Linked DNA regions of Homo sapiens: region 1 is linked to region 2. The links are chromatin loops, found by intact Hi-C in ENCODE. Cell type or tissue: IMR-90. All regions are shown on one strand.

Region 1 (2,500 bases), 670 kb before region 2:
TATACGTGTACACCGGAGAGAGGGTTGTGAATTAGTGTAGGCTAGAGCTCTGCTTTTGACTGAACATTAGAGAGCAGACTGGAAATAGATGACCCAGAACAAGGCAGTAAATCATCCACATTAACTGAGAAACTAATGAAAGGACTGAAATTTATACGAAGAATTTATGGCCACTCATGAAATCAGCCCAAATCAGAGGAACTATTAGAACACTTTTATGTTTTAAGAAAATGGGTACTGTGTTCATTTGCTGTAATTTGCATGTAGTCAGAGTGCCCTGACATGATAAATACTGGCTTTGGTGGACAGGATTTTACAGCAGAGCTTTGCACTCCATGAGCCAATGTTTCTTGCATAAATGACTTGATGATTTTAGTGTCTAAAATATGTTCAGAAAACTGTTGAAAGGCCACAGGAAGCTTTGCGATGATAACTATTCTGGAATTGGTGCCCTGGGGTGTACCCGATATGTGTGTGCTTGCTTATGTGGGCAAAAGAAAGAGGAGAAAAAGAGGAGGCAGATGGGAGGAGTGTTGGTAAAAATGAAACTGCAGATCACTCAGAATGGAAGTATTAAAAGGGCAACAAATGAAGATAAAATGATGCTTGCAATTATGGTTTATAAAGAGAAATAGGCCATATTGAGTACATAATTTTTCTTTTTTCTCCTCTGCAGCTGATGGATTAAATGAAATAAACTAATCTGCAGAAAATCCATGTATCTAGGTTGTTGTCAGTCGACCTTAGAGAAAATTAAAACTTGCGCAGATTTCTTACTACTTTCTACTTAAATTTTTCTACTTGAAACACTTTTCTCAAAATACTTGTATGTGTACTATTTTATCTTAAAATTTTTTTATCTTAAAAAATTCAGGTAACTTCAATACCTAACTACTGAAGCAGCAGATAATTTTACTCATAAAAAAATAAAAATGACAAACACGACATTCTCCCATAATTTCTTCAGCAGTAACTTCTCCTTCCCTAAGCAATAGCCCTTATTTGACTTTCAGGACTTTATACTTCAGGTGTGGACATGGAAAAAGTAAGTTTTAAGTTTCCATCATCATTAGCTTTTGATAATTCTGTTCATTAGCAGTACCCTGAGCCAGAGGAGTAAGCAGAAAAAACTGACTTCTCTACTGGAGTATCAGATAGATCATTACACCGTGAAGAACAAGGACAGATCTCCAATGAATCCAGCTAATACTGAAAACATATCTGCAGCACTGAGCTCCAAACTGACAGCGTCTACTCTAGTGCTTGACCCTGTTCAGCAAACTTGGGTATTATTCAAGGTGGCACTTCCCTGGTTTGACAGATCACTGTGCTCTGAAAGCCTTAAAACATGCGCTTGAGTTGTAGAGGTTATCCACTGTATTTTGTTGCCTTGATAAAAATGGGTTCAGAGAATTGAGTGAATTTATAGGACAGGGGTTCAAATGTGCTGACCTTCTATTTCCAGAGAAAGCCTTTGTTTTTTTTTGTTTTTTTTTTCTCCCCACTACCTCTCCTCTTTGTTTTGTACTGCCCTCTCCTGGCTAATAAATTTCTTAGTAATGAATATTTAGAGAAGCCAAGTGGCGGAAACACTGGGGGCTGCTATCATTTCTACTTTCCGTTAGAAATTTCAGATTTTATTATATGAAATGCAGAGTTGACATACAGTGATTAATTCAGATGTGCATAGATACAAGATTGCTGAAATGATATCAATTGTTGTAGAAATATCTGTATGAGAGTAATTTGGTCATTTATATGGACTTTGCAATGTTTATGAAAAATGATTTTGCAGTTTATTGCATCATTAGTCAAATTTTCTGAGTCATTGATGTGAAAATCCACTGTTATTGGAAATAATCTGGAAACTTTCTCTCTACGTTTATATTTTACAGTGGCTGCTAATTTACAGAAGATTGTAGATGATCCCAAAGCTTTAAAAACATTGACATTTAAGTTGGTAAGTGGAAAGTTATGGAAAGAAGGAGGTAATATTTTGCCATGCTGTGCCAGCAGGGAATAATAATCTAGTTTAATAACCTACTCTGTAATTTTGCTGTTGTTGTTTTCTTTTAGAATCAATTTTTGCATTTGGAAGCATTTGACTCTGCAGCGTTAGGGAACGTTTTCTGATTGTGACTGGAAGTGTCCTCTTCTATGAGCATAGCTTTTTCTTATCGTCACACCTTTGACTAAGAGCGGCCATATAAGAATCTTGAAGCCTAGATCATTTTGCTTGCAGTTTGTATTGCAACTTGACCATAAAGACAAAATTACACTGAATTCAAAGCAACACTCTTAATAAAGCTTTCCTAAGACAAAAGCCAAGTGGTTCTAACTTTTAAAAATAGAGGCTGATTGTTGTAGAAATGGTTTAGGTAATTGGAAGCAATTGTAGAACAACTCACCAAAGGCTGGCGGACAAAGACACAACAATTTACTTCCACATTTCAAATCAACAGTAACAGATTTTTGTAGAAAGGAGATATTTCAACAGTTA
Region 2 (2,500 bases):
GCTCCAGAAAAGTGTAGCAAGCCTCCCACGCGGGGCTTCAGACACCTAAAAGTCGCCACTCCCCCAAGAGTAACCTCCACCCCCACCCCCACCCCCAACTTCTCTTTCCTCCTTTTCTTCAGCAATGTGGACCAACAGTTACTTTTCCCTCTCTTCCCTTCCCCTCCGAAGTCCCCGGGGCAAAGTGGGACTTTGGGGAGCCTCGTGGAACGCGCCTCTCCCCTGGCGCGCCAGGTCCACAGCTCCTTTTAATCACCGCAATAAAGTTCAATTTGCTCGGCTCTTTACGAGCCACGGTGGACTTTCCCGTGCGCTCCGTGCGTTCTACCTCCCGCCGAGCCAACAGCATCCTACTCACTCCAGCCCAGCTTGGGTCCTTGAAGGACGTCGGGCCACGCAGAGGGGACCCACTGTTCTCGCTGCAAAGTGCCCCAAGCCGCGCGCGCGCACACACGCATCCACATCCACACTCACACAATGCCATCCCCGCGCTGTCAAAGTCTGTGAGCGCGGAAGGGAGAACGCACCAGCTGGAGCCGCACGGGCGCGGGCAGTAGCACAGCCCAGCGTCGGGACACGCAGTCCGGGTCCCAACACCTTCGTCGGGATGCCCCGGCCACCACGCGCCTCGTAACCCCCAAAGACCACGCCAGCCGTCCCGGGGGCGTCGCGGGCGCTGCCGGACAGAACCTTACCCGCGGGGCGCGTGGTCTCCGGCCGCTGGGCTGGCGCGCGGGCCACAGGGACGCTGCAGCCAGGGTCCCGAAGATGCTGCTGCTCCGCTGCCGCTGCCCCGATCCCCGGCGCCAGCATCACTTCTCTGCCGCCCCCGCCTCCTCGTGCTCCGCTCTCTCGGCCGCCCCTCCCCGGCGGCCGCCTGCAAGACCGGCAGCGCCGGCGGCGCGGCGGGGTGGGCAGCAGCAGAGGCGGCGGCGGCGCCCGCGCGAGCTCGCCCAGCTGCACTAGCCGAGCAGCCGCGGCGGCAGCCGAAGCACCCGAGCCCGGCTGCGCTTCCCCGGCGATGGCTCTGGCCTCGGCGACTGACAACGCCCGGCAGCCAATCGCTGCCTCGCCCCGCTCGGCGGGGGGAGACCAATCAGAGCGGAAGGCCCAAGGTTTTCCTCCGCCTTTGCTCAGCGGGCTTGTTTCCGGGAGAGGCAGCGACGCTGCTGGGGTTTGGGATGGGGGAGGCGCGGGAGGGGCGCAGGATGGGGGACTCGTGGCCCCGGAGCCTTAGGTGAGGAGGGAAAGCCGGGCCCGCAGGGGTGGGCCTGGGGCGCTTTCTGACCGCCAGGAGCCCGCGGCTTGGCAGGAAAGGGCGCCGCGGGGTGACTTTGTCCCCAGAGCCTCGTCCCTGCGGTTCAGCGTCTTGGCATCGCTGGGGCGAGGGGGGAGCGGGGAGGGGTCGCGGGACCCGAGTACGAACGGCGCGGCTGGAGAGCGAATCCCAGGAGGTGGTCGCCGCCTTGAAGGAATCACGCGAACAGTCACCAGACAGCGCCCCCGTCCTTCTCCCTTTGGCAGCTGAAAAGAGTACTACTTCTTAGGCTTCGAACCACTCCTCATAGTAATCAGCCACGAAGTGTCCCCAGCTAGCAAAGAGGCACACGGAGAAATGTCGGAGTTGTAGGCAGAGTGGACCTTCCCCGTCTTCCCTCCAAATAAACGCCCCTCACCTCCCCACCCCAAACGCAACAAACAAACAAACAAAAAACCTTGAGAATGGGGAAAGATAATTTAAGCAGCCACCCTAATTGGTTGGCTTCCTTTTTTTCCTTTTTCTTTGGATAATCAAGTCTGAATGTTCTAATAGTTTTTTTTAATGTGTGTTTGACTCAAACACTAGCGAAGTAATGTTATTTAGCAATAAAAGAAAAAGAAAACAAAAGCCACAAAATGTTTTTCTGCACCACTCTCCCCTAAATTGTAATGATCTTCCCTTATGGAACATTTTTAGTTTCTTTAGTACAAATATGTCTGAATGGCTCAGAGTTCTACCAATAAGTTTATATTACAATGTTCTAGTAAAAAAAAAAAAAAAAGTTGTACATGAAGGTTGTAATAAGCTTGGGACCTTCCCAAAGTGACCCTCTGATAAATAGTCATACCCACCTCACAACGTTGTTGTGAGGGTCAAAAATCAAGTGTGTATATCAGCTACATAGTTGACAAATTGCTGGAATTCAATGTGTCTTAGCTATGATGCTGAAGCTCTTCTTGCTAATTGTATTTTTAAGGGATCCTTTTTGTTTGCAATAATAATCACCCTTTTCTTCACTTACCTTACTCTTTAAAAACTCCATATATCCTGTGATCACCAAAACAAACCCTGTCTAAATTTTATTAGCATTATGAGGAAAATTTGATTGCAAAATAGATGTGTATTGCCATCTTTTAGTACTATAGAAATTATGTGCATATCATCACTGTTTTTTCCAATTCTCTTATGCCTTCCTCCCCTTCAGTAATTTGACCAATGTAGTTTGGGAGCCAGATGATC

The links. A loop is a pair of places that touch in the nucleus more often than their neighbours do. Peaks named below come from ENCODE experiments on the same cell type or tissue, not always from the same donor. Only the 100,000 strongest peaks of a DNase experiment are listed, where the experiment ranks them.
Region 1: a loop joins it to region 2, with 2.6 times the contacts of the local background. A loop is called at or near these places in 2 of 110 quality-filtered maps.

Annotation. Positions count from the first base shown.
Region 1 is chr2:167,964,122-167,966,621 of GRCh38, reverse strand. STK39 (serine/threonine kinase 39) reads left to right here. Exons shown (of 18, transcript NM_013233.3): 17 at 1,896-1,960. Among named protein-coding and RNA genes, the nearest start is that of B3GALT1-AS1, 24 kb to the right of the region's middle. In IMR-90, a CTCF peak has its summit at 1,532 (motif pointing left); no DNase peak of the experiment used is centred here; H3K27ac peaks cover 328 bases.
Region 2 is chr2:167,291,530-167,294,029 of GRCh38, reverse strand. B3GALT1 (beta-1,3-galactosyltransferase 1) reads right to left here and starts at 1,029. Exons shown (of 5, transcript NM_020981.4): 1 at 696-1,029. RefSeq lists a silencer at 865-914 and an enhancer at 1,150-1,763. In IMR-90, CTCF peaks have their summits at 890 and 1,502; a DNase peak (open chromatin) is centred at 1,049; H3K4me3 peaks cover 1,678 bases; H3K27ac peaks cover 531 bases.